3 separate regions of the Homo sapiens genome follow, and regions 2 and 3 are each linked to region 1. The links are chromatin contacts, found by Hi-C or POLR2A ChIA-PET in ENCODE. All regions are on one chromosome and are shown on one strand. Each heading gives the region's core, a stretch centred on a gene start or an enhancer-like site at or near the end of the contact. The rest is flanking DNA. Distances are from core to core; before and after follow the strand shown. Region 1 holds the start of RBBP8 (RB binding protein 8, endonuclease). Region 2 has its middle 21 kb from the start of CABLES1. Region 3 has its middle 44 kb from the start of CABLES1.

What was found. Hi-C counts contacts between places; a loop is a spot of excess contacts on that map. ChIA-PET counts read pairs that join two places held with the same protein, here RNA polymerase II (POLR2A). Pooled maps may share reads with other maps.
Region 2: a pooled map shows a loop between it and region 1 (2.7-fold over the local background). The contact joins the enhancer-like site here to the promoter of RBBP8 in region 1. A Hi-C loop is called at or near these places in 2 of 168 maps with a recorded cell type or tissue (aorta and chondrocyte) and 4 of 50 pooled maps. POLR2A ChIA-PET finds 5 or more read pairs at or near these places in 7 of 52 experiments (Caco-2, GM12878, HEK293T and 4 more).
Region 3: a loop to region 1 is called in a pooled map, with 2.7 times the contacts of the local background. The contact joins the enhancer-like site here to the promoter of RBBP8 in region 1. A Hi-C loop is called at or near these places in 2 of 168 maps with a recorded cell type or tissue (aorta and chondrocyte) and 5 of 50 pooled maps. POLR2A ChIA-PET finds 5 or more read pairs at or near these places in 6 of 52 experiments (H1, OCI-LY7, PC-9 and 3 more).

What each region holds. Positions count from the first base shown.
Region 1 is chr18:22,931,999-22,934,696 of GRCh38, forward strand. It overlaps RBBP8 (RB binding protein 8, endonuclease), which reads left to right and starts at 1,330. Exons shown (of 19, transcript NM_002894.3): 1 at 1,330-1,566. RBBP8-AS1 (RBBP8 antisense RNA 1) reads right to left here and starts at 1,766. Exons shown (of 5, transcript NR_198963.1): 1 at 1,590-1,766. MIR4741 (microRNA 4741) reads left to right here and starts at 1,351; the gene lies at 1,351-1,440. RefSeq lists enhancers at 1,060-1,900, 1,584-1,713, 2,074-2,123 and a silencer at 1,374-1,453.
Region 2 is chr18:23,113,310-23,116,007 of GRCh38, forward strand. No RefSeq gene overlaps it. Among named protein-coding and RNA genes, the nearest start is that of CABLES1, 21 kb to the right of the region's middle. Within about 2 kb of position 1,327, at least 13 of the 41 ENCODE cell types and tissues checked have a DNase peak (open chromatin) inside an H3K27ac peak, as active enhancers do; they include Panc1, where a contact is called at or near this core.
Region 3 is chr18:23,090,234-23,092,931 of GRCh38, forward strand. No RefSeq gene overlaps it. Among named protein-coding and RNA genes, the nearest start is that of CABLES1, 44 kb to the right of the region's middle. Within about 2 kb of position 1,303, at least 3 of the 41 ENCODE cell types and tissues checked have a DNase peak (open chromatin) inside an H3K27ac peak, as active enhancers do; they include OCI-LY7, where a contact is called at or near this core.

The DNA of each region.
Region 1 (2,698 bases), core at 80-2,579:
TGGAGGTAGTGATGGAGAGAAGGGGATGGATTTACATGTTTAGTAAGTAAAATTGGACTGCGTGATGGCTTGGATATGGAAGTTAGGGATGAATAAAGTGTCAAGGATGACTCTTTGGTTTCTGACTTGCATAAATGGATTAGAGAGTGAGACACAGGCAGAGGCCATAGGAACAGGTTGGGTCATTCTGCTCAGTTTTTCTTTGGACCACAGTAGAGACCACAGCACACTGCTCTTTCAATACTCTGTTAAATGACAAACTTATTACAGGTTATTTCTGTCATAAACATAAAAGCTTCACTCTGTCAATTATGTTTCCTATCTTGCGTTAAAAATTACATAGTCAAAATTTCATCCATTTTCTTTTAAAAATGTGGAGTTAAGTCTTATAAAATGGGGAAGTGAATGATAGTTGCTGTAACAGGCTAATAGAAGGTTTAGCACCCCTCTTCTGTATACTAACTTTTTAAGTTATATTTATTCATCCCTTAAGATGTGGGACAGGTGGAAAAATTACCTTTCCACTTTGTATTTATGATTTCTAAGTACTAAACTTTTAAAGCCTGTTAATATTATCCCTTCCCAGGTCTTAGAATAATTACACAAAAGTACTGGACTGGTTTAAAAGATATTTGATTCTAGTCTATTTTGTTCATTTGTAGAATTTCTAGTGGTCTAAAAACGATTCTTTTACAAATCAGGAGAAATAGGAATACCTACTATCGGTTTGAATCTCAAACGAACAGCCACAAGAAAAATGGACTTTTTAAAAAAAATTATCTAACAGCATGTTGTCCCAATAAATAATGCTGAAGGAGATTCCTTCTCGTTTCAAATTTGCCAGAAACTTCCCGTTTAACCTCAGCAAAATACAGATCGTTTTGATCTATGGCGTTACCGCACAACCCTGTCAGGTCACATCACTAAACTGCAGATAACAGCGACAAGGCCGAAAACTATGTTAGACGGATCCGCGTCCATACCCCCCATCAGTTAATTTTAACTCTTCATTCGGTACAGGTCACTCTACACATGCTTCCCTGCAAAATGCTTAAGCTAGACACAGTGTACAGATAACTTTCACAGAACCGCAAGGGCTTGATGCTCCCCCAACAGAACGGCTTGAGCTTTCCCCAGCGCAATTCAGAAATGCTGTGGCGGTCGCCAGACTCTTCGGGTAGCTCCCGGCAGCTCCGAGGTAGCGCTCCCCTCCCCAACCATCGCCCTCCGGGATGGGCCGCACCGAAGAGCCCGCTCCTCAGCTAGGGCACGAAGTGCGCCGCCGCGATGGGCAGCTGGAGGAAGGGGCGTGACGCAAGTGGAACTCCCGCGTGACGTCGCGCGGGCTCCCGGGCGGGGCGGGTCCGGCCGCCTCCGAGCCCGGCCGGCAGCCCCCGGCCTTAAAGCGCGGGCTGTCCGGAGGGGTCGGCTTTCCCACCGAGGATTTGGCACTCTGGTGAGGGAAAAGGGCGAAAGAGAAAAGCGAGCAGCCGTCCTTTCACAGCCTCAGAAAGTGCTCGCTTCCCTTCGGGGGCTTTCGCGAATCCCGAGGCAATCTCGGAGGCGGTGAGTAAAAGCAATCTCTTTACCCCACCCGGAGCTCTGGGTCGGAGCGACTGCTTCTGGTCTGGAGCTGCGTGCTTGGCGAAGGGCTCCCGGGGTAGGGGTGGCTCCCGGCTCTGGGGTTGTGTCTGATGAAATAGGCCGGGCCCGGGCTACACTCGGTGGTGGTGGACCGGCGGGAGGACGAGCGCTACCTCAGTACTACTTCTGGGTCTCCCGCGCGGGCTGAGGAAGCGCCTTTCGCCGCCAAGCCCGCCCCGCGCATGCGCCGACTGCGGCTCGCGCGCGCGCTTCGGAGGTTTTTTGGCCAGACCCGCACGCGGAACCGGCGCGGGCACCTGGGGAGAAATGGATGGAGAAGGGACCTGGCTGGAAAGCCTTTGCCCCGCTGCTCTGCTCCGCCCATAAGAGGACCCCTGAAATGTCCCGTGCAGTTTGTTCAAGTCCCCTGTGTGATGAAATGTGCCTCTCGCCTTACCCGTGTGAGAATACCTGTGGTGTGGCAGCGAGTATTTTGGTGAGCACCTGCAGTGTAGTGGTTTATACTAAGGAATACACACAAATTACAGGCCTTTGAGCCCAGAATGCAACTTGGGAGGTAAGACGTGACGTTCTGAGAGATTGAAAAATGTACATTGTCGTCGTGCCTCGAATAACGGTTCATTGCAGAGAGAGATGCTAACAAAAAGTGCCGGGCATGCGGGTAGGTGGAAAGGGTTTTGCGAGCCAGAATTTGCAAGTTGAATGTTTTGTTTTTATGTTTTGTTTTTAAGGCACTGTACATCACTTACTTGAAGATAGATACGTAAAGGATGCTTATTTTACACTCTTTAAACGAATATGTTAATACTTTTTCGGTCATTGAAGTAATTAAACCTTCATTTTAAACTGTTGACTTAATAGAAATCGTTTATGTCTTCTTTTTTTTTCTTTTTGCTGCAGAGAGGTATTTTTTCTTTATTTTATTATTATTTTTTATACTTTAAGTTCTAGGGTACATATGCACGACGTGCAGGTTTGTTACATATGCATACATGTGCCATGTTGGTGTGCTGCACCCATTAACTCGTCATTTACTTTAGGTATATCTCCTAATCCTATCCCTCCCCCCACCCCACGGCAGGCCCCGGTGTGT
Region 2 (2,698 bases), core at 77-2,576, 180 kb after region 1:
CCTCAGGTGATCTGCACACCTCAGCCTCCCAAAGTGCTGGGATTATAGGAGTGAGTCCCTGAGCCCGCCACCATCTTAGCAATTTTTAAGGTACAGTTAGTTGAGTGGCATTAAGTACATTCACATTGTTGTGCAACCATCACTACCACCCATCTCCATAGCTCTTTTCATCTTGTAAAACTGAAATTGTACGTTAAACACTAACTCCCCTTCCCTCCTCCCCCCAGCCCCTGGCTACCACCACTCTGTCTCTATGATTCTGATGACTCTAAGTACCTCATACAAGTGGAATCACAGTGTATTTGTCTTTCCATGACTGGCTTACTTCACTTAGCATAATGTCCTCAAGACAGGACAGGTCTTGCCTCAGCTGCAAGCTGGTGCCAGAACCAGCCATCCCTGGTTCTGGGACGTCCATGGGCATGGCCTGGGGGCTCACTTGAGCAAAATTCCATGGCCCCACGAAGACAACCAGAGTCCCCCGTACCTCTCCATCCCGCACAGGCTCAGTCTTCCAAAACACTGCGGTGTGGGAGGGGGTTGCCTCAGTCCAGTCAAAACCCATTTTTTTAGAAAACCATTTATGCCGCTTCTTTAAGAGCTAAAGAATCCTCCAATTTACTCAACTCTAAAAAAAACCTTAACACCCAAACAGTAGCATCTGGACATAAATTTAACTAGATTTCAGAGTTTTCTCTAAGAATAGTTGGTGAATGTTGCTTTACGTCTTGGAGAATTTCCTAAACTAAGAGAGTCCAAAGATAAGGATTATTTCACTTCCAGGAAACAAAACTGCCATTTAGGTCCCTAAATGGCAGATCCCAGGTAACAGTACAAAACAAGTCTCTCTTTACAAAGCCCCTGCTATTGTAGTTAAAATAAACAGTCCATGTGTTAGAGTTGGAAATTCTATTGTTATATAGATATCTTGCTGAAATGGGTTCTGACCCCTACAAAGAGTTCTCAAGAATGAAACACGTGATGTTCCTTTAATGTTGTTTTTGCTCATGCAAATGACATCCTATTACACCCACGGATGCTTAACTACTAAGTTAAAACAACTACATGGCAATTTTGATCACTCCAGAGTCCCCTCACTGTTTTGTGGTTTTATGTAATTCGCATATTGTGTACAAAAAGACTTGACCTGGAGCCGGCAGCAAGAAATGTGTAATTAGAAACACTTCCCGAGGAAATTAGGTGACAAGTGAAGGCTTGAGGATTTCCGAGGGAGCCTGGAGCTGCAGATATTCATTATGGGTACTTAAGAGGCACAGCTGCCTCTGCTGAAAACCATGTCAAATGCCGTCCGCTGGATGCCAGCGTGGAGGCCAGCCCAGAGCCAGAGATGGTGGCTATGGCAACACGCTACTCCATTTTTAAACTTTTCATTACCTAAAAGGAAATTGCTTAGGCTGTTTTTCTTTTTTTCCTTTTTCTCCCTACCAATTTCAGAGTTTGTACCAGCAGTGAATAGCCTCCAGGTCTAACATTTCCTGGGTAATGAGTGACTAGCTGGGTGAAGTGCTTTTGGCCTTACCTCCAGCCTTGGCAACTCCAGCCAGTTATTAATTGCTGCACCGGGAAACACTTTCCAATCAAGCTATTATTTAATCAAAATAAAAGAAAACGAACTATTATTGCTGTCAACAGCAATGAGCAACTCTCCGCAGGAGTCTAAATGGGAACTGTGGAGGTTTTCACTGGAAGAAGTGTTCCTCTGGGGGTCAGATAAGCAGGGCAACGTGAAGTTGCGTGGAGTACCCTTGGGAACTGGTTCTTGTGGGAGGAGAGAATGTTGAACCAGCAGGAAGACGCAGAGAGATTACACACACCCTGTCCTAGATCTCAGTCATTCATGGTCAGTTAACCTGTAACCTTGCTGTTAAGCCAGTGCCCCAAATGCTTCTGTGGGAGTGTCTGCAGGGGAAAAGACAGTCCATAGAAGCATTTGGGCTGCTTCTATAAGCAATAAATAGTAAAACCTGTAACCACCATAATAACCACACTTCCTGAGTACCCCCAATGTGCCAGGCAGGCACTGTGCCCCCAGGTTTATACTCAGATCTCAAGAGTTCCCCACATTGCCACTGTGGGGAGAGTATAGTCACGATCCCTCTTTCACAGGGACACTGAGTCCGAGAGAGATGAACTTGGCCAAGACCCACCACACCCTGGTGTGAATAGCAGAGCCGGGGCTTGACTTCTAGTCTCTGCATCGAGCAGTTGCTTTTTTTTTTTCTTTAAGTGACAATATAAACATAACATAAAAGTGACCATCTTAACCATTTTTAAGTGGATAGTTCTGTGGCAGTAAGTACATTGACATTGTATGCAACTATCACCACCAACCATCTCTAGAACTTTTTCATATCCCCAGCTGAAACTCTGTACCCATTAAACACTAACTCCTCATTCCCTCCTTCCCCAAGCCCCTGGCAACCACTATTCTGTCTCTAACAGCGTGATGATTCCATGGACCTCACATGAGTGAATCATACACTATTTGTCCTTTGGTGACTGGCTTGTTTCACTGAGCGTAACGTCCTCAGGGTTCATCCACGTTGTAGTATGAGTCAGAATTGCCTTCCTACTTAAGGCTGAATTACATTCCATCGTTTGTATACACCACATTTTGTTTATCCATTCATCTATGGATGGACATTTGGGTTGTGCCCATGTTTTGGCTGTTGTGAAT
Region 3 (2,698 bases), core at 53-2,552, 160 kb after region 1:
AAACATTTAACACTAACTCCTGAAAAATTCTGTACATGCTAAGAAGATCTGAACCACTTAGTGCAATAGGAATCTGCTAAAAAGCACCTAGGATAAGGGAAAACAACATAGAAAATCTGTATTTCTTCTTCTTCTTTTTTTTCCAAGACGGAGTCTTGCTCTGTCACCCAAGCTGGAGTGCAGTGGCATGATCTCAGCTCACTGCAACCTCCCCCTCCCGGGTTCAAGAAATTCTCCTGTCTCAGCTTCCCAAGTAGCTGGGATTATAGGCACGCACCACAACGACCGGCTAATTTTTGTATTTTTAGTAGAGACGGGTTTTCACCATGTTGGCCGGACTGGTCTTGAACTCCTGACCTCGTGATCCACCCACCTCAGCCTCCCAGTGTGTTGGGATTCCAGGCGTGAGCCACCGCGCCCGGCCGAAAAATTGTATTTCTATTCACAATGAGACAGGACTATTAAAACCACATGTTTATTTTTGGAAACTCTAATCTTCAGTAACTCTCATTTACAGTTCAACCACAATATGAAAACCCTTTATTATTTTATATCCAACTTTTATTATAAAAATAATAAATGCCCATATAAATATTTGGAAAATAAAAAGTATAATAATTCATGTTTTTAAAGCCATAACTTCAACATCTGATGATAACCTCTGTTAATACTGCAATGCCTATCTTGTGTGTGTGTATAAAACAACCTTGTAATCATATCACACATAGTTTTATATTCTGATTTTTATCATTTATCACTTTATCTTATGGATTTCTCCACACTAAAATGTTGCCCATTAAAAACTTATTATTATTATTACTATTATTATTATTTTGAGACAGAGTCTCTGTTGCCCAGGCTGGAGAGCCCTGGTGCCATCTCAGCTCACTGCAACCTCCGCCTCCCAGGTTAAAGAGTCTCCTGCCTCAGCCTCTTGAGTAGCTGGGATTACAAGCACGCACCACCACACCCAGCTAACTTTTGTATTTTTAGTAGAGACGGAGTTTCACCATGTTGGCCAGGCTGGACTCAAACTCCTGACCTCAAGCAATCCACCTGCCTCAGCCTGTCAAAGTGCTGGGATTACAGGCGTGAGCCACTGCACCCAACCTAAAAAATTCATTTTAATTGGCTCATGATACTTCATTGTTTGACAGTACTATAATTTATTAAATGATTTCCCTATTGTCAGACATTTAGGAACCACACTACAATTTATGCCTTGACAATCCAACATGAAAAGACTGTTTTTTTTTTTTTTGTCTTGAAAAAGGAAGTAACATCATCCCGAAAGAAGCTGGTATTTCCTCTTCTCAACCTCTGGTTCTCTCTCTTCACTGTCTCTGGTTTCATATTAACTTCATTTGAAGGCTTCTTCTTTTGCTATATTAAAGAATAGGAGTGAGAAAAGCAGCTACCACCTAGAGAAACTCTGACCAAAGGAGTGGCAATGGACGATTAATAAAATGATTATTTTAAAGATAAGCTTTGTTCTTGTTCTTTATAAATTGCAAGTCATGGCTGAATAATCATTTTTAAGAATATGTGTATATTTTTAGCCAGTTTTGGTGGCACGTGCCTGTAGTCCCAGCTACTCAGGAGGCCAAGGCAGGGGTATTGCTTGAGCCCAGGAGGTCAAGGCTGCAGTGAGCCATAATGGCGCCACTGCACTCCAGCCTGGGTGGCAGAGCAAGATCCTGTCTCAAAAAAAAAAAAAAATATATATATATGTGTGTGTGTGTGTGTGTGTGTGTGTGTGTGTGTGTACACATATATATTCCTTTTTAAAATATATATATATATATATATATTCTTATTTTTAAGATGCTTTAGATGAGTCAGTGTTCTCCAGATAGATGGATCCAATAGGATATATAGAGACATGAGAGGGGATTTATGAGGGGAATTGGCTCATGTGATTATGGAAGCTGAGAAGTCCCATGACAGGCCATCTGGAAGCTGGAGACCCGGGGATGATGGTAGTGTGGCTTTGCCCAAGTTCGAAGCCTCAGAACTGGGGAAGCCAATGGTATAACTCTCAGTCCGTGGCCAAAGCCCTGCGAACTCGGGGCTGGTGGAGGAGGATGCTGGTGTAAGTCCCGGAGTCCAAAGGCCAGGGAGCCTGGAGTCCTGCTGTCCAAGGGCAAGAGGAGAAGGCCGTCCCAGCTCCAGGAGAGAGCATGAGACTCTGCCTTCCCTCTGTCTTTCTATTCTCTGTGGTCCACCAGTCGATTGAACGTTGCCTGCCCACACTGAGAGCAGATCTTCCCTGCTCAGTTCACCAAATCACAATCCAGTCTCCTCTGGAAACACCTCACCAACACATCCAAAATGATGGTTTACCACCTCTCTAGATATTTCTCAATTCATTCAAGTTGACACCTAAAATTAACCATCACACTTAGAAATCCCTGTTATGTTGGCTGGGCACGGTGGCTCACACTTGTGATCCCAGCACTTTGGGAGGCCGAGGTGGGTGGGTCGCCTGAGGTTAGGAGTTTGAGACCAGCCTGGCCAACATGGTGAAACCTCATCTCTACTAAAAATACAAAAATTAGCTGGGCATAGTGGCGGGTGCCTGTAATCCCAGTTACTCAGGAGGCTGAGGCAGGAGAATCACTTGAACCTGGGAAGTGGAGGTTGCAGTGAGCTGAGATTGCGTCACTGCACTCCAGCCTGGGTGACAGAGTGAGACTCC